2 separate regions of the Mus musculus genome follow, and region 2 is linked to region 1. The links are chromatin loops, found by intact Hi-C in ENCODE. Cell type or tissue: left cerebral cortex. All regions are shown on one strand. Links, peaks and the distances in the headings refer to the core of each region. The heading gives the core; the rest is flanking DNA. Region 1 has its middle 46 kb from the start of Gm49415. Region 2 has its middle 150 kb from the start of Mir30d.

Region 1 (11,314 bases), core at 2,010-10,009:
ATGAGTATCCTTTGAACCATTTCCCCCTGCATTTCCCACCATCAACCCTAAATCAATGGAAGGGGGCATGGCAGAAAGCACTGATCTGGACAGTACTCCACTGGAGCATCTGGGCTTGCTTACAGGCTTGGATCTGGCAGGAATTACTGTTATGTCTTAGAAAATGATGTAATCTCTCTATCTCGTCTCCTAGAACATTGTGAAAAAATACAAATTTCCCACCAAGTTACATCCTCTGTTCACACATCTCTTCCTTCCCCCATATTGGCACCAATATTTAGGAAAGGAAAATTACCATTCTCCATAAGAAAGGACCAGAACATGCAACTGAGAGCAAGCTCAAGGCCAAGAAGACTAGAATCCTCTCTGGGCTTAGCGGTAAAACCAGCCCATCTTTCCTAAATTATTGGTTCATTTAGATTAGCTGGTTCTATCCATTTTCATTGGTCCAGCTATGACATTATCCCAAGAGCTCACAGTTCCTGATTCAGGCCATCTTACATTCAAAATTACTTCAACTAGATATTGTGACACTCATTACACACACACACACACACACACACACTCTCTCTCTCTCTCTCTCTCTCTCTCATGACACAGAGAGAGAAAGAGAGAGAGAGGGGAGGGAGGGAGGGAGGGAGGGAGGGAGGGAGGGAGGGAGGGAGGCAGGGAAGGAAGGAGGAGGAAAAAAGGAAGGGGGACATGGCTCAATAGACTTTGACATCTTCTCTATGCCTCTTTAAAGGAGGACACTGGAGCCATCCTCCAGTTACTTCTGCTCAAAACAGTCCTCATGTTTAATTTTCATCTCCTTTTCTCCATGGAAAATTGATTATCAGCTCCTATGAATACAGTAACAAAAGTATCTTTTCACAGGAAGCAAATCTGGTCACATGACTTCTCTCTTCATCCCATGGCAGCTCCTGCCTCTAGAACAGAGCCCAAGTGCCTTTGCCTGCTTTTAAGGAAGATCCTTAGGACCCGCCCTGTGAAGTCGCAAAGCTCCAGATTTTGCTAGCTCTTTTGTAAACACATGCTCTTGGCGTGGTGGACTCATTAACTTCTGAATGAAATGTGCTGTTTGTTACTGTGAAAATGGAGACAGAGCCTCACTTCCCTTTCTCTCACTCCTTCAGGACAGTGTCCCCATCTCCTGCCTCCTACTGGAAGATGACTTATAGAGAACCTCCACTGGATATCTGGTCATTGGACTTAAGCTCCTGGTGTTTCTGTCACAGGCCTTCGTTGACATCTGCTATTTAGTGACAAAGCTGGACTAGGTAAGAACTTCCATGAGAAGACAAGCTTTATCTTTGCCCCATTGTTCTGTTCACAGTCACAAGTAGACACCTTCTACTGTGTTCAAGAACCAAGAGACCCCTGGCTACTTACACTCAAAGTCTAGCCAATGATTCACACCGTTTCTAACTTTTTTTTGATGATGCCACAATTACAAGACACCATAAGTTGTCTTCCTACATCATTTTGTTGCGTTTCCTCCTATAGACACATCATTCCTTCTCCATGCTTACTTCTAAAATGCAGATTTGATCATTTCCCTTCCTGGGTTAAATTTTGTTTTCATAGGCACTATTGTCCAAAGGTTAAAATCTGCCCACCTTAAAATAGCACATGTTATGTTCCTTTGCAGTCTTCCCAGCTTTAAACCTCAGGAAATCTGGAAGCCCCACCCCCCTCAGATTCCCATTTTTTAGGTTGAAATGGCCTCCTGATGTGTAAATACATCATTGTCTTCAAGAGTTCATTTCATGTATCCATTAGGGATAACATATACTATACTGTGTATCAACATCTGTATCAGGTACAATGATGGACAAGAAAAACATAGATGTGCTCTCCCAAAAGGTCTGAATCTCATGGGGAGAAAAGGGTGCTTGTACTTCCCTTCCTAACTGATGCCTCTTTTGTGATTCATCGTGTACCACTCTGTCTGTCAACATGTCTACTCTTGTAGCTTTTTGTTTACACATATGTCAGATTATACCAGGAAGTACCGTGCCTATTCATCTGGCATCCCCAGCACTGGAGAAGTGTCTGACATGTGCTAGTTATTGAATAAATGTTTATAGGATAAAGGAGTAAGGACTTGCTTAGCTTTTCCAGTATTTGAAGCTCTGAGGCAATGGAACACACAATGTCTGTCATAAATGGAGAAGAACAGCTCTCCTCAGAAGAGGACTGGTTGGAACTGGATATTCCTCCAGAGATTAGTTCTACAGCCAAGTTCAGCAAAAGGTATCAGCTGTGAAGATGAGGGTTATAACAATAGATGAGTTAAGGTTCCCCCACTAAACAGGATTTCCCACTGGACTCAACCCATAAGCCTTCCCCATTTCATGCATATATTGAATTTGAGGTTTGGTTGTTGCTGGTAGAAAGAAACAGATTTTTGTTTTTAAAATTTAATCATGATTTAAAACTATTGAAATATTTATCAAAATTCAACATGCCTTTTCCACATGACCGATCAGCAATTTTGTGCTAATGGGAAGCTGAAGCCAAACCAAATGCCTATTACTAAGGAAATGGATTCATATAATACAGTACTTACACACTTTTAAATTATATGCAATGGGAAAAGGCATTGAACTTAATAAGCTTAAAATAGTATGGTTGCTGAAAACTGGAATAGAAAAAGAGTAAAATAAAAAGAGAACATGGATTTCAGGACAATATTATTTATATTTTTAAAATTCATGTATTCAAAATGGTATGTATTTTTTACAAGTATATGAATGTGATTAAAGAGTATATATATATATATATATTAAACTATTGGAAGGAAATAGCAACATTGAGAAACAAGAGGATATTTTTTTAAAAGATCAGAATTTCAAATTGGATTGGACATAGGCTAACATGCTATCCTGGAAACAATCCGTATCCATGTTCATGTAAAAAGCACAGGTAAATGTAAATAAAGAAAACATCTAATAATTTTAAAAAAGAAGCACACGTACATTACCATGGCTACACTACTAAAGAAAATATCTCTCCCTCCCCATCAATCACTGAAGAGAGTTACTGTCTTCTTTGTTGCCTCCTAAACACTCTCCATTACTGTAATAGAACCACATTCTGTGGTCCATTGGGAGCTTTCCTTTGTGCTGAAAGATAGACCTTGGTCATGCGGGCAGTCTCTCCTGTCAGAGTCTACCCTGTAACTACATTTAAGTACCAGGGCTTATTAAGGCCAGAGTCTGAATCTGATTACATAGCTTAGCCTGAATGCAGTTCCTGTGTATAGATGCTCTTGTGCACATATACCAATGCTTCTTACTCTGGTGCTGCTTATTATCTACCCCTGCTGCTGAAAGCTTTCTTCTCTGAGCCTCATAGAGTTCATGTGTGTGGTAAGATATCTTTTGGTACGTCATTCCTATCCGAAAATAGCTTCATTTCTTAGGGGACAAAGTCAGAAAGCTTCAAAATATACAGGCTGAAAGGAAAGGGGTCTCATGGTTTATCCCACCACAGTGTTGTCGGTGACTTGTCCTGAATGAGTTTCTAAACACATAAAATGTTGCTTCTCTTTTGGGAAACATCTTTTTATTTTCTGGTCTAAGCTCCCCACTATACTTTATCATGCAATCTTCTAAAATACAAATAAACAGAGAAGAAGCTTTTAAAGACACGGTTCCGGATAAATTATGTCTGGCTAAAGCAAGGCTGTCTTATGTAAGTGAATGATTGTGGTTCAGGTGCTCATAAGACATATGCCCGTAAGACAGCAGAGCACTTGGCTTGGCTTCTCATCAGAATAATGCAAAAAAAAAATAAATAAAAAAAAAACACTGAATACTGATCATTTTCTGAGACCAGTTAACACAAAAGCAACTAGAGAAAGAAATATTTACTTCCATGTCAGGACAGGAAAACTGAAGTTTAACAGACCTGAATGCATTGCACATCTTGAAACAACATTAATAAAAACAATAAAGATTTGAACCCAAGTCCAGCTTATTCTAAAGCCTTATATTCACTGTAATAGTAAAGTATTCGTAGTTGTCCAGTACTGACTGAGTTGGCCAGCACACCCAATGCTGTTAGGCACAATATCACTTCTACGAGTGCTACTGGAAGGTAGATGCGATTTCATGTATTTGACCCTAAAATCCCAGCCACAGGTCAGCCAGGTTCGCAACTAAAATAATGCAGTGGATAAATGGTACAACTGAAATCAAAACAAGGTCTTGCTTTACCAAAAACCTCTGATCTTACTACTTCTCAATATTCCTTAACTAGGCTCAGGATAGATGACCCTAATAATCTTTCTTTTTTTCTTTAAAACATCTTTGATCCCTGTGCCTGTAAGCATGAGCCTGAGATCCAAGACACCTATTAGTTGACTCTGCCCCAGAAATTTCCTGGTGCCTTCCTTCTCTGTAGAGCTTCGTTAGATTCCATTCGTTTAATATTTTTGGCAGGTGACAAAGAGGAGACAGTGGAGTTTATCATCTTCTCTTTTCTTACAGTCAAGCCTGCAGATGAGAACAGGAGATACCAGGAAGAAACAGGAAGCAAGGTTTGCTCTGGTGTTAATGATAGCTGCAGGGAGAAAGACAGATACATCTATTTCTTCATACAGCATAAAAGATAGATATCACAAGGTACAAAACCTCCATCTCTTAAGTAATCTGTGTACTTTGGCTAAGGAATAAATATGGACAGAAAAGTGCTTTGTAGCATCATTCCCTGAGGGTCAGTAACCATGACTAAGATGTGTCAGCTTTGGTCTCACGTCGAGATGAGATGGGAGTACTCATCCCAGATGTCTGATGCCTCCTCTTTATTTATTCTCAGGGGGCTTCTCCAAGTTACATCTTCTTTCAGAACAATGAGAGAGTTCAGAGGATGACATTATATAGAGACAGAGAAAGTCACTGCATGAATGGGATCATTTATTCCTCAATCCCCTGCTCCAGTTTTTTGATGGATCCTCAAATATTTTTACTAAAGAAACTAATTGTTATATTTCATATAAATATCTGTGCAATATTTCATACTAAAATATGCAAAGGATGAAGCATTGCTTTTGAATCCTTCTTGAAAGTTTGACTCAGAATGAGTGTATAATAGTCCACTGAACATTTCTATTACTGGAATTTAAAGTTATTTCTATCTTTTTTATGACTTTGATGCTACATTAATTTAATTCTTTTGTATGTAAATATCTTTGTGAGTGTTTATTGCTGCTTATTTAGGAGAGTGTTCCAAAAGTGGATTACAAGGTTGAAAGGCCTGACACTGGTAGAAATGAGCGCTGGGAAATGTTTTTGAAACACAATTTTCAACCTCTATGATTTTGAAATAGTTTAAACATTTGGTACATGGATTACTATTAAACATTAGGCCAGGTATCTCCCATCCCCTACCTGTGCCATTTAATTTTGTGCTTATGTTTATTTAACATAGATAAGATCCACCCCCCCACCTCTTAGCTATTTTCTTTCTTTCTTTTTTTTTTACATTTTTTAAAAATTAGGTATTTTCCTCATTTACATTTTCAATGCTATCCCAAAGGTCCCCCATACCCACCCACCCCCAATCCCCTACCCACCCACTCCCCCTTTTTGGCAGTGGCATTCCCCTGTACTGGGGCATCTAAAGTTGGCAAGTCCAATGGGCCTCTCTTTGCAGTGATGGCCGACTAGGCCATCTTTTGATGCATATGCAGCTAGAGTCAAGAGCTCCGGGAAACTGGTTAGTTCATATTGTTGTTCCACCTATAGGGTTGCAGTTCCCTTTAGCTCCTTGGGTAATATCTCTAGCTCCTGCATTGGGGGCCCTGTGACCCATCCAATAGCTGACTGTGATTTTAATGCAATATTTCTATCTAAGTTTGAATTTCATAGTCTTAAGTATAAAATCAATCATCCCCATTTGGGGTCAAAAATAAGCAAGTCTTCATAACCCCTAACTGAATTATATATGGGCACACTAAGGACTCTCCTCTCTAGGTTGAAGAGAGTGTGCTAATACTCATGATCAAACTACTCCAGTGCATAGTATGAATCATTGACGTTCCAAATGTTGTCCTCGAAAAGCATGTTATAATACCACTGTTAGTGGAAAACAACTTGATATTGGGGTTAATGGCTTTTGAGGATTGTCATATTTCTATACACTTTGCTTCTATGCACCTGTACAGACTTGCACAATTCTATGCCATAGAACGTTTTGAGGCAGAATCAGTGGATAAACTTGGTCATGAGGGTCACTCGCACAAACATCCAAGGGAGGTAAACACTGTGGACTTGAGGCTTCCAAAGTTCAATGACGTGGGACAGGGTGGTGTCTCTTAAACAGAATTGCAAACAGGGTCTGGAAGCAGTGTCAGGTGGAGCTGAGACGCCAGCTGGCTAGAGCTAACAAGGAAGGGGAATGGAAGCAGCAAGCTGGGGGAGGATGCTGTTTTTATGACATTTTCTTCAAGTGGTTTTGCTTTCTGTTCTAAGAGTTTTGTTCTTCTGTGATGCAACTCAGACTTTGTTTTTGCCATTACTGATGATCTGATATGTCATACATTTGTTTATGCCTTTTCCCACTTAGCCAGAAGGATTCTTAGCTACTCCAAACACGGGGGAGTATTTGTGTATACATGCCCAATCTCTTTATGAACAAGTGCATGTCACTCCAAGTTAAGATAGGAGATGATCTGCATATCAATTATGAAGCAATGCTGGAGTCCCATACTGACATAGAGACCTCTCTGTGGCATGAAGACATATGGCAGTTATGCCAGCCTTAGTTATGTTTGTCCAAAAGGAGCCTCCTGCAACCAGAGAGCAGCAGCCTGGGAGTCAGAAGATGTGGTTTCAAATTCCAGCTTAGCCACAATGTACAGTAACTATTACACTTTGCCTTCACAGCTTTCTGCTTCCTTATTTATCAAATCAAGATGTTTTAGAGTACAATCACTTCACTCTTCTGCCTAGTCAGGTCAACCAAGTGTATGCTCGGTGCAGTAGGAAGGTCATTATTTTATATATATATACTTTTTTATTAGGTATTTTCCTCATTTATATTTCCAATGCTATCCCAAAAGCTCCCCATACCCTCCCCCCACCAACTCCCCTACCCACCCACTCCCACTTTTTTGGCCCTGGTGTTCCCCTGTACTGGGGCATATAAAGTTTGCAAGTCCAATGGGCCTCTCTTTCCAGTGATGGTCGACTAGGCCATCTTTTGATACATATGCAGCTAGAGTCAAGAGCTCCGGGGTACTGGTTAGTTCATAATGTTGTTCCATCTATAGGGTTGCAGATGCCTTTAGCTTCTTGGGTACTTTCTCTAGCTCCTCCATTGGGCGCCCTGTGATCCATCCAATAGCTGACTGTGATCATCCACTTCTGTGCTTGCTAGGCCCTGGCATAGTCTCACAAGAGACAGCTATATCAGGGTCCTTTCAGCAAAATCTTGCTAGTGTATGCAATGGTGTCAGTGTTTGGAGGCTGATTATGGGATGGATCTCTGGGTATGGCATCCTCTAGATGCTCCATCCTTTCGTCTCTGTAGCTCCTTCCATGGGTGCCTTGCTCCCAATTCCAAGAAGGGGCAAAGTATCCACACCTTCGTCGTTCTTCCCGAGCTTCATGTGTTTCGCAAATTGTATCTTAAATCTTGGGTATTCTAATTTTCTGGCTAATATATCCACTTATCCGTGAGTACATATCATGTGAGTTCTTTTGTGATTGATTTACCTCACTCAGGATGATGCCCTCCAGGTCCATCCATTTGCCTAGGAATTTCATAAATTCATTCTTTTTAATAGCTGAGTAGTACTCCATTGTGTAAATGTACCACATTTTCTGTATCCATTCCTCTGTTGAGGAGCATCTGGGTTGAAGGTGGACTTATGCTTTGGAGCTGGAATGTGACTTCCTCTGATAGACCTAATAGAACTAAGGAGACAAAATGTGCTGTAGATGTAGCATAAGAGGAAATTTCCAGAACATTTTTAGATGCTTCTTAGTTCTTGTGTGCCTTTGCATCTTGATCAGTATGGTATATACTTGTGTTTAGTGGACCATTCCATTGCCACTCAGCATGCTCTGAACATGTGGAGCTTTAGCATGGTGTAAACAGGAGTATCGAGGAAAGGATAGCCATGCACCGTAACCACTGTTAGAAGAACACTTGTGTTCTGGGATTTCCTATTTTTGGACCTTCTTTGAATCTCCCTAGCTCTAAGTTCTTACAGAGTATGGGGGAAGGCAGGCAGACAAGGCTCTGATGAATGAGTTGGGGAATTCATTTGCCCTGAATTTCTGCTTTTAAATGACAGACTTAGAGGAATAGCAACCTCTTCCCATGGTGAACGAAGCCTAGAGTTAGTGTTGGTCAAGTTTATTGTGGTAGGACTGGAGGGAAGAAGGAAGAACATCGAAGCTACATATTATTCCCTTCTCTACAGTCAGATGACATTTGTGGCTATGTGTGAATTTTCACCTTTCTGGCTCTTGTGTGCTGCTGTTTGATTTATTCAAAACCCCAAGGAAGCTCAAAGATACTTAATGCCCCACTTTAAACTCTCATACATGAAAGAGTTTATCTGGAACCTTCAATGTGATCACTTGAGGCACAGAGCTGAACATAGAGACTCAGTTTCTGGCATGGCCGTGGTGGAAGGTTTCTGTGCTTCAGAAAATGAACTCCCTTCTGTGATTTCTGGCATATTTCCCCTGTGGTTGTATGAATAACTACTAAAGAATACCAGCTATAGGTGACTAGTGATTCCTGTGCAGGATCTTGCTGGCTGTTTCTGACTTTAGGCAAGGATCAGCTCACATGAAGGTCCTCCAGGCCCTTCCAGAAGGTCTGCCTCAAGACAGTCATTGCTTCCATTTATGGGCTTTTAAGACAGTTGTAGGAGGAATAATCATTTCACTTCCTTTACTGTGTTTCTCAGTAAGGATTGTAAGCCAGAACTTAAAATTGGAAAAGTGACTAAATTTCACATGCGCTACAGAGGTACTAAATGTATAAAGGTTGGGTATTGAAGCCAAAGCACTACTGAAAGGGATCAGGTTGATGTATATCCTTAGACTAGTTATTCACCCTTAGCACTGATACTTTATCCTAAGCCATGGTTTATATTTAAGAGACACAGATTTTGTTGCACCCACTCACCAGTGATGTTCATGAAGAAGGGAGGGAAAGAGACAGAGAAAGATAGAAAGTGATATATAAAGTTGGAGAATGAATAGGTAAATACCTGATTGATATATGATGATATATGATATATGATGATAGATAGGTAGGTAGGTAGATAGGTAGATAGATAGGTAGGTAGATAGATAGATAGATAGATAGATAGATAGATGAACGATAGATTAGATAGAGGTAGAAACAAGAGACAGAGATAGAGATAATTTCAGTGAACAACTGAAAGGTTATAGTTTCCTATGTCAAGTTGAGTTGGAAAATAAGTAGTTATAATGTATCTAATTTGCCTAAAGTCATGGATGAATTCAACTTGTTTATTAAAAACGTCTCATCTTTGATACCAAACCAAGAAATAAAAATGGAAGAAATCAGAATAACAAAGCTTTAGAAAAAAGGTGGTTGCCTTTTGCCAGGGTTTGCGATCTAGATCCATTCAAGATAGCAGTTAATTCCTAGAGGATAAGAAAAACAGGTATGCAGAGATAACAGACATACACCTGGGCCTAATATATGTGATGGTGGATCAAGTGGAGGAGAAATCATGGAGAATAGTAAAAGCAAAACAAGTCTCTTAGAGAGCAAGTTTCAGAGGCTGAGCAAGCAGACCAGAGTGTTACTCTGTAAGCCAGTCTTGGATTAGAAAAGTCTTATGATGCTTATGCTCAAAACTACAGGGAGACCATTTTTCCTTTTTTGGCAACTCAACAACTTCTTCTTAGACTATAAGACAGTTTAGCCAAATGGTTAACCAGAAAAGGGTAGCAGTAACAAATAAAATGCACACCCAAGTTATAGAGTTGGGATCCAGGCAAAGCAAGGTTATTGTAGAGAAACCCTAAATATAATGTCAAGGCCTATCAGCACTTCCCTGGTAGAAAACAATTTCTTTGTGTGTATCATGTTCAGACAGACACATGTCTGAGATTAGCTTGAACTGTGGATATTTCTAGGATCCTCACCTCTTTTTGACTTCATCTGTTTTGCTACCTTGCACTCACTAGTTAAAACCTAGAATGTTCTTGAAAATAAAATTCTCTTACCAGTAAAACTAAGTCAAAATAATAATAATAATAATATTAATATTAATAATATTAATAATAATAATAAAGACTATGCCAAGATGGTATAAAAGGAAAAGAATGTTAAAGACAAAAAGTAATGATATGAAAAATTCCACCAAAAATGTGTTAGTGATAGGTTTAGAAATTAGGAAACAATGGACCATGAAATGTATGTACTCCACCATGGGGAGGAGGAAGATGTAGTTAGCTGTTACCAAGGTGACACTTCTAAAGCTTGGACATTTATAAAGCTAGAAACAAAGGGGAGGTAAAACTCCAGGATCAGATTTCTAAGGAGGCATCACAGCTCATGAGACTTTAGCTCTGCCATGTCAAAAGTCAAATACTCAGCTAAGGATCCTTCTGACTGAGAGGCAGATGCCAGCATGAGGTCAAGGTGACAGACATGGAAGAGCAGACGCCCTGTATCTCAAGCAGGTGGTAGGCTTTGCTGGATGACGGGCATTCTGGCTTACGGTGATGGGAGAACCAGAGTCGCTTTAGAACTGATAGGAGTATGGACATTATATATGTACATATGGTGGCTTGAATGGCAGATTCCCCCCATAGGTTCATGTCAGGCAGAAGCCTGAGGAAGTGGAACTCTGTTGGAAGAAGTACTTCTCTGAGATGGGTTTTGAAGGTTTGTAGCCTCCTCCTACTTCCTGTTCTCTGTCATGCTGCTTCCTGTACGTGAATGCAACTTCCTGCTCCTGTCTCTAGGCCTACCTGTTGCTGTATCTTGCTTGCCATGATAGATTCTAGCCATTTCTCTGGACTCATAAGCCAAAATAAGGTCTTTTTTCTTTTGGTCATGCATTTTATCAATCAGTCAGAAGTTTCCCAACAGCTACCATCAAAGAGAAGAGTCAGAATACATGGGGGTGGGATGGGGGTATAGTTTACATGGAAACAAATCGACCTGACACATGTATTTCTCACTCTCAGCCAATGAATCTGACACCTGGGATAGCCCACCTGGCAATTGCAACCAGTATTTGTTGTCTTTACTAAGATGCCCTTGGAACCTCCCATGTTCTTAGATGGTAGTGACTATCTCACTG
Region 2 (11,314 bases), core at 1,095-9,094, 310 kb before region 1:
AGACCAAGGAGGGCATAGAACTGGATCAGAGAAGTTGAGCATAAGGGCATAGGTTGAGAGCTGTCTGTATTGAGGAAAAAGGATGTTCTATCTGAAATTATCAAGAACAATCCAAGGGAAGGAAGGAGCCCAAGAAGGAGCCCAATCTGGGGAAAGAAGGAGCCCAAGTGACTGCTGTTGATGGGACAGATCTGCTGATGCTTGTCACAGAGCAGTGCCTCCAGAAAGGAATGCGAATCCTGAGCCAGGGAATTCTTGGTGAACTAACTAAGAAGCTGGGAACAGTTAAGACTTGTGGTGTGTGCCTGTCACCCCAGTGTATGAGGGGCAGAAGCTGTAGGATTTATAAGTTTCAGGCCAGCCTAGGGTACAAGACAAATTCAAGTCTAGCTATAGCAACTCAGCAAGACCTATCCCAAAGTTAAGTACAAGGCTAGAGATGCAGTTCAATGTAGAACAGTTGCTTAATGTGAAAACCATAAATCAAGCAAAGAACTGAAGACTTTGGTGGCTCATGGTGGGTGATGCCAGGGCCTGGGGAGCTGATGCAGGAGAACTGGACTGCAAGTTCAAGGACAACTGGGGTGAAATAGTGAGTTCTAGGCCATCCTTGGCTGTATATTTTTTAAAAATGAAGGGGAAATTTCTTGGTATGAGATACCAGGAAATTGGATGTGCAGCAAGGAGTCTAATCTCACTCCTTGAATTTGAAATTTCAGCTCACACCATATTTCAAGCATTTGACCTGGAGTCTCTCCTGACACTTCAGAACAAATTTACAGAGGATGCACTGCTCTGCCCCACTATACAGACAAGGAGTTGGAGGGCCAATGACATTAATTAACTTCACCAAGGGTACAAAGCCAAGTGAAAATGATAGGACTTTAACCCGAATCTCTCTGACCAGGATGACTGTTGTGCTCACACTAAGGTGACTGAGAGTAGCTTTTGTCCTCGTCTCGTTGCACCCATGGTTCATCACAGATTTCATTTACCATGGCCACCCAGCTTCTGAACAAGCGTGATCACGAGGGCTCTGAGAGCATTAATCACATCCACCTGGATGGCTCTCCATGGATTGCAATTTACTTGTTTTGTCTAATTCTGTTCTTTACAACAATAATTAACACAGGACAAATAGCCTCACCAGGCTCAAAAGTGGAAATAAAATTGGCTAGACAGGTTCAGGGCCACATAGCTGTGATGAGAACTAGATCCTTCTGTGTTTTAATTCAAGCTGGTTAGGGTCTCATCCTGGTTCTTATGCATGATCAGGTTTACTGTACTTGCCAAGCAACTGATTGAAAGAGGAAAGTTTGCCGTGATAACTGTTTACTTTCCCTATCACTGCGCCAAGTCCAGCCCTTACAGTGTGCTTCCATCTGCATGCATGGCTGCAGAAGACAGGAATGAGCACGAATCGAACACCTACTATGTGCAGTATTTAGAGCAGAGCAGGCACCATCTTATTTAACTCTAAAAAAGCAAGTACACCTGGAAAGCAGGTCTTGTCTTTGACGCATTTTAGAGGCAAGGGTCAGTGAGTTCAGTAAAGGACCTTCGGTCCTTTCTTAATCGTCCTTTTCTTAATTTTAAAGGCTGATCCCTTTAAAAGTTTGATTCTGAGCTTATTCTCAGCTGTTAGATGCAGACCTGCTGTCAGGAATTTGGAAAATTTCCTCCTGGCCTGAGAATTATAGACCCTCTGCACAAACACTGAGGGCATGGATTATAATGATGGATTTTTCATATTTTCTTTCCTGAAAGATTATAGGTTTAATGAGGCAGAGAATAGGCTCGAGTTGTTAACCATGAATTCTGTATGTTGCCTACATTTTAGATGCTCAAGAAATACAAGAAGAATGAATAAATCCCATTTTATAGCTGTGGGACTTCTAGTCCCAAGACATTAATGCCATATGGAGTCAGGATTCAGATTTACTGTCTTTCTAAAGTTGGCCCAAACCCTACCCTTAAGTTTGGGGACTGCACATCGCTGTGTTTGTATACAGAGAGGGAGAGGATATTGAAGATAAGGAAAGAGTCCCAGCAGACCAGGCACTTTGAGTCTCTCTGTACGGAGGAGGCTCACAGGAACTGGTACCTGTGATGCCTGTTTTCCTAAACTGCTTTTTGCATGGATTGAAGCTCCACGTGGTCCTTTGGAAGCTGCTTACTTTGAACCACATGGTAGAACCGTAAGTGCAGGAACGTTAGGGATGCAGAGCCCACATGAACTCAGACTCCGCTTGTGATCTGTGGGCTCCTTTCAGCTGCCATTGGCACTTTGAGCAAGTTTCTTCAGTTTAGTCTCCTTTGCCTTCTGGATTATCTTCTGTCCTCATGTTTCTCAGGGAGGCATAGAACATTCTTCAGCAGGCATTTATCAGGGATGCTTGCTTGGGACTGTTGCACTTGTAACCTAGGTCAGAGGTTTCCCACAGTCTCCTGGAGCTTCAGGTTTTTTTTTTTTGTTTTTTTGTTTTTTTTTTTTTTCAGCCCATTGCTGGGTTTAGGAAACATTTGGAATGGCATGAGGTTCTTTTCTTTTCTTTTCTTTTCTTTTCTTCTCTTTTCTCTCCTTTTCTTTTTTCTTTTTTTTTCTTATTTTATTCATTTTTTAATTAGATATTTTCTTTATATGCATTTCAAATGCTATCCTGAAAGTTCCCTATACCCTCCCTCTACCCTCCTTCCCTACTCACCCACTCCCGCTTCTTGGCCCTGGCATTCCCCTGTACGGGGGCATATAAAGTTTGCAATACCAAGGGGCTTCTCTTCCCAGTGATGGCTGACTAGGTCATCTTCTGCTACATATGCAGCTAGAGATAAGAGCTCTGGGGGTACTGGTTAGTTCATATTGTTGTTCCACCTATAGGGTTGCAGACCCCTTCAGCTCCTTGGGTGCTTTCTCTAGCTTCTCCATTGGGGGCCCTGTGTTCCATACTATAGATGACTGTGAGCATCCAGTTCTGTATTTGCCAGGCACTGACATAGCCTCATACGAGACAGCTATAACAGGATCCTTTCAGCAAAATCTTTCTGGCATTTTTTTTTGACACAGGGTTTCTCTGTGTAGCCCTGGCTGTCCTGGAACTCACTCTGTAGACCAGGCTGGCCTCGAACTCAGAACTCCACCTGCCTCTGCTCCCCAAGTGCTAGGATTAAAGGCGTGCACCCCCACTGCCTGGCGGAGCTTCAGTTTTATTACTAGTAAGCTTGGCTTTGTTTCTTGGGTGGTATGGACATGGGATGAGCAGTGGTCCTTGAAGCACATCTGACCAGGTATGGGGCTCTGCTCTGTCTTCTCCTACTTGGTCTGTAAGGTAGGTCTAGAAAGGGAGGCTCCTGCAAAGGTCTCATAGGAACAATGCAGCGCACTTGCCTGGAACCTTGGCACATGACAAGGGCAAAGTACAAATTCTGAGCAAATGGGCTTCAGGCTCTTCTGGACCCAACAAAGTAAAGCTGACAGAGTTGCTTAATCAAAGGAGCTACATGTCACACTGTGGACTGAAAGAGCCAGTGGTCAATTGCATCTGCAGAATCTTCACACTACATAATATATCACTTGCTTTCTTTGCTCATAATCACAACTTGGTATCTTGGTCCAGCAATCTCCTCTTCACACTTTTGTGCTCCTTAGTGTCACCCCTGCCACGTAACCTGCTGTTCTGTTGTTCTCTGCTTTATAGCACTTACTGGAGACCTTTAGACTCATAGGTGCTCTATTGTTCATTGACAAGCTCGGCTATGTTGGTTTTCTTCACTCTCTAGGCTCTGAGCTCAGAAGATTGCGAACTTTTGGATTTTCTCTTTCATTAATCTCACTCAGCTCTGTGCCCAGCCCAAAGGTTGGTGCATAGACTCTGGCATCCTTTCTGTCTTGAACTGAAGATTCTATGATTCATAGTAGACAAGAAGTCATTTATAAAATTTGAAAAATATTACCTATCATTTGCAGTCCTTAGTACAGAAATATAACGGGAGATTTAAATTGCTTGCTTGCTTTGATTAAAAAAAAAAACTTTTAATAATGGAAAAGTCTACCAATGGATTGTGCAGATGTATGTCAGGTTTTTTTTTCCTCCAAGAATTTGTTTTCTGGCTCATTAATAGAAAGTCTCCCACACACTGCAAGAACCTTTTCCTCCCATCTGCTGGAGAGGACAGTGAAGAATTGACTTGAGTTTTATTTTTTTCATAAGTGTAGAAGAGGTAATTGCTTAAAACTGAATTTGGGGCCACTGATAATCCAATTAGGGTCTTAGACATAATTGTTCCTGTGTAACCTGATGCCTTTTATTCTTCATAGCTCTGATTTTTGAAGCTGGGTCTCTTGGCAACAGCATGTCAGCTTCTGTGGGAGAAAAGAACACAGCCATTTGGGAGAATATCTTTACTTAGCAGATAAGAAAAAGGAAACAGAAAGCAGCCGGTAAATCATGTATACTCTTGAAGTAAAATTAAGTCCTTTATGTACAACTGATACATTAGTGTCTTAAACAGAATTGTCCTGTATCTCTCTACAGGCCCAGCATCTGTTCTTCTGGTACTTAATGGCATGACAAAAGATGAGGCAGTGGATATTTCTTCTGTGCCTTGAGCTTTGGTCAAATAATACTGCCAGGGTGAGGAACATGGTGAGGTAAAATTGTAATCTTCCTTTTTCATCCTCTGGCAGAGATTCAAAGGAAAGAGAGTTGATGCCACCAGAAATCCCAGAACTAGGCAACAGTATTATCTGGATTCTATTACTACTCCATTCACCTCATCAAACTTCCAAGTCTCACCAGTGTGAAAGAATGATGGTTAGAATCAGAGGTCATACATCACTGGCTCATGGGTCACATCTCACCCTTGTGGGGGATGTAGAAGAAGTCAACCTTGTGAAGAAAAAAGGGGGATGGAAAGAGAGGCACCCAGGGCTCCTGCAGCTTCTCAAAGATTCCTGGTCTGCTGCATATGGTATTACATCTAAGATTGCTTGAAGAACGCCAGTGAGACAAGAAAGGAACCAAGGCCAGGGCAGTGACCACTTTCTCTGTCTTCATGGAAGTTCTAGCAGACGATGATGCTTCCTCACCCCATGCTCCTTCTGAGTAACCTCATCAGGCAGGGCTTTCCTTGGAGGCATGATGTGGTGAGATGGGATTAGCTAAGGATTTAGGGGTTTGGGATTGACTTAAATACTGTATATAATCTTATGTACATCACAATAAACTCGTATCTGCACCCTGATGCTGGTCTCTGGAGTCTGAGTCCAGATTTGTCATGTGATTCCCTTGCTTCTCATCCCCCATCCTTGGCCCTATTCCCACAAACCCTCAGACCTATTTACATGGCTAACAAATATAATAATTCTGCATGATTTCAAATCACATGGCCATTTATTGCACTCCAGTTGTTCTTGTTCATTCTCATCCTTACACAACTTTCGTTATTAAATGTTTAATGAAATCAGAATTGAGCTTCGGGTTCCCTTCTACAAAATGAAAGAATTGCATAGTTGAACTTATGGTTCCCCAACTCTAAGACTCTGTGATCTGGGGCCTATTTATTGCCAAAATACATGAATTAATTTTCAAGATTGAAAATTAAGAGTATGTTTCATAAACATTACATTTCTGCCCCTATTTGCAATGGGAAAAATCTAGACACCCCAGCCCATAGTCATCACAGAGCTGGAACTAAAGTGAGACTTTCTTGGTTTATTATAATCCCTACCATTTCCTACTATCTCACCCCAGTTGTTTACTTGCTTACATCATTTGCTCAGACCTGTATGTGTGACCTGTGGATCAGGAGTTCCATTATCAATTTAATAGCATCTATCTAAGGCTCATTGGGTGATTCTGGTTTTGTATTATTATTATTATTATTATTATTATTATTATTATTTTTATGTGAGTCCCCATTTCATGGGTATGATAGAGGTTGATGCCAGTGGAGTGCTGAGTCATGAGGATAGTGAGTGGTAGAGATGGCACTAAGACCTCAGGGATCCAGGACTTCTAACTCCCAGGGACTTCAGTTGTCATATATAATAGGTATATTTTCTATTTCATTTATAGGTTCTTTCCAGTTCTCCATGTGCCTGAGTAGGACCAATCAGGAGAATTGGATGAGTGTAGCTCTGCAATCAAATATCCTTTAAAAACACTTGGCTTGTGGAGCTGGTGATGTAGGTCTATAATTCCAGCTACCAGGGAAATTGAGACAGTAAGATTTCAAGCTCAAGGGCTGCCTGGGAAATTTAATGAGACCCTTTATCAAAATAAATAGTAATAGCTGGAAGGCTGGGGACATAGCTCAGTTAAAAGGTGTTTGCCTAGTATATACTAGGCCATAGATTCTATCACAGTCCAAAAAAGAAAAGTGAATAAGAAAAGTAAGTTTAGAAAGCAACCTGAGTGTACTAGTTACTTTTCTTTTGTGATAAAATACCAAGACCAAAGTCAATTTAAGGAGGAATTTATTTGGGCTTATGGTTTCAGAGAACTACATGTCCATAAAGGGAGGGAAGATCTGTTGGCAGGAGCAGGGAACTGAGAGATCACAGAGAGCAGAGAGAACAAACAGGAAGTCATCTGAAGCTATATGCTCTCAGAGCACACCTCAGGGACACTCCCTCCAGTAAGGTGTGACCTCCCCAAATAGTGCCTCCATCTGGAGACCTAATGTTCAACTAACTATAAGATTCTGTGGGACAGTTTTTCATTTAAACCAAAATACTTATCAGAGCATTCTAGGGATTAAATTGTGGATTCATAAAAGATAGTGAGTCCTGACATTTTGAATACAAGGTGGCATTTGTGGTACCTTCACTACTGAATTTAAGAGTATAAGGAAATAGTTCTTAGACTTTCCATGTTTAATGGCTCCAGTTGGTGAGTTTGTGACTGTAAACACTGCATTTTCTGGGTTTGTCATTCTGACTTACTGACTTGTGGTAAGGGATACCTATTTGACATGAGTGATATCCCATGTGTGTCACGTGCTTGCAGGTGTCTGCCTAGTACTAAGACTTGATGGCACTCATGGGGATTTGCTCAGTATTTTGAAGTTCCGTGGGAAATATAATTCCAGTGGACAATTGTACTGTTGAGACTCAGGGTCAACAAAAACTTTTTATAAGTGCTTATGACAAAGAAATAGAGCTCTACACATGTCAAACTATCGAATCTTGAACTATTCATTTGAGTCAGTGTGTCAATTCTTTTACTGAATTCTTAACCCAGAATTAAGCCCTATTTTCCCTCCTACAAAATGAAAGGATTGAACAGAGGAATTTAGGCCTCCCCACATCTTGGATTTTATGATTTAACTATCATACAAAAGTGAAAAAAGTTAATATTAATTACAAGCCTAAACATTATCTTTCTTCTGCTTTAAAGGGGATCAGAGAGCAGGGTGTGACAGCACATATCCCTATTCCCAAGATCTGAAAGGCTGAGTCAGAAGGAATCTCAGTTTTGACGCCCCTCAGTTATGGAATGAAACCATATTTCAACAAATAGCAACAAACCAGTCAATTAAAATAATTAGTGTGAGTATAAGGGAACTAAATTTTGATACAGTGCATTCATTTTTTCTCTGGGAGAGTTCATTTGTGTAGGACAAACATTTGACCCCGACGAAAATCCTCTCCTTGTTCTACACTCTCACTTTAGGTTTAGAAAATAGTTCTGACAAATTATTATTGATGAGGCTAAGCCTGGGGTTTCTGGAACAAAAGACCAACTCGAGGTATAAGCACTCAGCCTACAGGAGACAAAGAGGCGGTGCTCTAAAGAGAATTCTAGCACATCCTCTGATTTTCAAAATTAGCCATGAGATCTTCTCTTTTCTCTTTTTCCTGGGGAGATTATTACAGGGGTAGCAATGAATAGTCCTCAGAAACTTCCCTTTTCTTCCTTTTCCCTTTGTTTTGATGGTAAAAAAATAGCAATGCTGGGCACAGGCACTTTAGATATCCCAGTTTGGGGGCACCCTCTGAAACACCATAGTTAGGGGGTCAATCAAGTTTACTCCGACTCTCTGCACCAGAGCTGATCAAGGTCGCCCTTGTTCACCCAAGGTCACAGAGTTCCAGAACAGCTTGTCTGATGGTTTTATGGTCCATGATGAACAGATGCCTGATGTTTCCTTTGATCTTCCTCATGGGCAGTTCCAACATAAGTGATTTGGATTGCCTAGTGGTCAAGGTCGTTACACTCACCAGTCCCTTGCTTTGCTAGAGTGTTGGTGACTCAGCAGCTTGCTTTTGGTCCATGGCTACCTTTGAGCACTGCATACTTACTCTTTTAGTTTTTGTATCCACTTCTATTTTGGGAGGGATTTGGTGTTTCTTCTTTACTTCAACATCTTTATGCAAATGTATCTGTCTTTGGAAAAAAAAAACAGCCTTTTCCCTCTATTTAAAAAATGTAGTACATTACTTGTGGTAGAAATGACCAAGAATTATTTTAAATTATAATATGGATATTATTAGATACATACAATATATGTACCACCTTCCAACTTGTTTTTCCTATGAATATGTGTGTGTGTGTATATATACATATATATATGTATATATATATGTATACACACACACACACACATATATAAAAACTACATATATAACTATACACAATCTCTTGTTGTATTTGTTTTCTGGGTTTTTACTTAACTTGTGAGCATCTCTCGGGTTATTTTTCTGAAAGGACTTAGATTGCTGCAACTGGGTGGATAGGTCTGCATCATTTAGCACATCTATTTATCATGCTCATAGTTTTTGATTTTTCATGGACGATGCTGCCATAGATGCTTTTGGACAATTATTTGGATTCACATCTCTGACTTTTTGAGCTGGCAGAAGTCATAAAGACTTAGCATGTGGGAATGAAAGTGGCATTTACTCAGAACCAAATCCTGGCAGCTCCTTGTCTCTGCTCTCTCCCTTATGCTCGGCTCTTGGGAAAAGTCCCAAGCTATTTGGCAAAGTACTTAAAGCCTTGCACAATGTGGTCCTTTCCAAGATATCTGGATTCCTCCTCCTCCTCCTCAGCATCCTCATATCTCTCTGGGAGCAGCTCCTTGCCCTGTGCTTTTTCACACTTTCCTACTTCAGCTCACTGACTCCCAGGCTCCAAGCATTCAGATAGCACCTTCACAATTTTGTCCCTTTTATTGGACACCTGCACCACTATTCAGTGCATGTTTATTTTTAAAAATCTTACTTCAAAAGAAAATTTTAATTTAGCAACAATAGGTGTGAGAGGATATAGGTCTGATTTTTTTTTTGTGTATGTGTGCGTGAGTATGCAAGTGTGTATGTGTGTGCATGTCTGCTTTTTAAGTCACATGAAAAACATTAATAAGTATTAACATAAAAAAATAAAACTTGAACATGTTTCTTCTACCATGTACAATGATCTGCTGTGGCCAAACTTCCTGTGTGAAGGAATTCTACATTTGCCCCTCTTTCCACAAAGACTAGCTCCCCTTATCTTTTTGATTCTGAAATGGCTTCCTGATGATGCCCTCAGTTGTTTTCTTGGGGGATCTCATTGCCCTGTGGTACCCCTGCTGAGGTCCTGAAGATCCAGAGAACAGCTTTCAGCATGGTCAGGAGCACATGCAGGGTGGGGGCTATGTCAAAGGATGTGTCTTATTGGAAGCAGTCCTGAGCTGAGTTTAGAAAATATGTATTCATTATGAAAGAAGGCAGTAAATACATGACGAACACAAGTAGCAATGTAACAGGAGTGTGGTGCAAGCCATATCAGTGACTACATTAAAACACTCATATAGAAAGCAGAGACAGTGAGGCTAGTTACAAAACGAAACAGAATCTAACCCTGTGATGTCTTGAGAAGAGCCTCTTCAGATGCAAAGCACAGGATGAAAGTTAAACAGTGGAAAGATGCACCATCCGACAGTCATCACAAGAGAGGTGGAGTGGCTCTAATAGCATCAGGCAAAATAAAAAAACCTAAATTAATGTGTGCGGAGTTTAAATGAAAAGCTGTAATGTGTCAATTTGCAATCTCAGGCTGAGAGGAAGGAATAGGATGGAGGCAATGCTTGAGAGGACAATGGCTGAGAATTCCCCTGTACTGACAAAGGAAATGTGTCTCGAGACATGGGGGATCTCAAGCAAGAGAAAATAACATAACCACAGCTAAGGCAAAGCTTAATAAAAGCAGAATGCCAAAGTTAGAGAAAAGATTAAAAAGGCACAGGGGAGAAATGAACACAGTTCACAAAAAAAAAAAATAGCATTTACTCCAAAGGCCACATTTCTCAGTAGCAACAACACAGTGTAGAGACCCATGGCAGCAAGCCCCTCTAGGACAGTACATGGAATCTATTTCAAGAAAATGACTGATCTTGAACCACTGTTCAAGAAAGAGTGTGTTTCAAGCATCACAACCAAAGAGTTTTCTAAAAAAGATTTCCTCATTTTGTATATGTGAGTACTGTCTTTAGACATATCAGGAGAAGGCATCAGATCACATTAAAGATGGTTGTAAGCCACCCTCTAGGTGCTGGGAATAGAACTCATGAGCTCTGGAAGAGCAGCTAGTGCTCTTGACTGCTGAGCCATCTCTCCCTCCCAGAGGAGGACATTTTCATAGAGATGAAACTTAGGGAATGCCCCAATGACCCATATTGCACCAAAAGTTCTTGAATTGTGAGATGGTAAGTATGTCCTGTGAATATGTTTGACCTACTACGGCAGAATGTAAGAGGATGTTAGTATTGTGTATAGCCTCCAAGCCAGGACATGGAAATGTTAATTTGAATTAAAAATTTTAAAAAATGTAAATGATCAAAGAAAAAGACAAAAAAAAGATACAAAGCGACAAGGTCAATGGGCACAAAGTACCATGATAGAGTCAAATACAAATGTATAAGCTAGTGGGGTGGATATAACTGGAAAAATACTAAAGAACAAAGATGGTAATGCATGACTTAAAAGTCCACTGCTCCTGTATTCATGTACACCTCAAACATAAAGCAATGGGAAGAATGAAAGAAAAATGCCCCGAGTTATATTCCTGGAAATTTCTAACAAAATCTGCCCTGCTATTTAATAGTAGACACAATATAAGGTGAAAACTAGTTAGACATGAAGGGTTTCCCTTTACAAAGGAATAACTTTCTATTCCTATGGATATAGATAGAGCCAATTAAACTTTTATGCATCTAATTATACAGCCTCAATATATTCAAACCAAGATTGACAGAACTGGAAGGAAAAGATAATTCCAGCATCACAGGAGATTTTTTTAAAAACATTTTTCTCTCAATAATTAATAACATA

What was found. Hi-C counts contacts between places; a loop is a spot of excess contacts. Peaks named below come from ENCODE experiments on the same cell type or tissue, not always from the same donor. Only the 100,000 strongest peaks of a DNase experiment are listed, where the experiment ranks them.
Region 2: a loop joins it to region 1, with 2.1 times the contacts of the local background. A loop is called at or near these places in 2 of 42 quality-filtered maps.

The regions. Positions count from the first base shown.
Region 1 is chr15:68,795,589-68,806,902 of GRCm38, forward strand. No RefSeq gene overlaps it. Among named protein-coding and RNA genes, the nearest start is that of Gm49415, 46 kb to the left of the region's middle. In left cerebral cortex, for the core only: no CTCF peak of the experiment used is centred there; DNase peaks (open chromatin) are centred at 6,402 and 8,854; H3K27ac peaks cover 2,910 bases.
Region 2 is chr15:68,487,659-68,498,972 of GRCm38, forward strand. No RefSeq gene overlaps it. Among named protein-coding and RNA genes, the nearest start is that of Mir30d, 150 kb to the left of the region's middle. In left cerebral cortex, for the core only: no CTCF peak of the experiment used is centred there; DNase peaks (open chromatin) are centred at 4,318, 8,143 and 8,961; H3K27ac peaks cover 2,951 bases.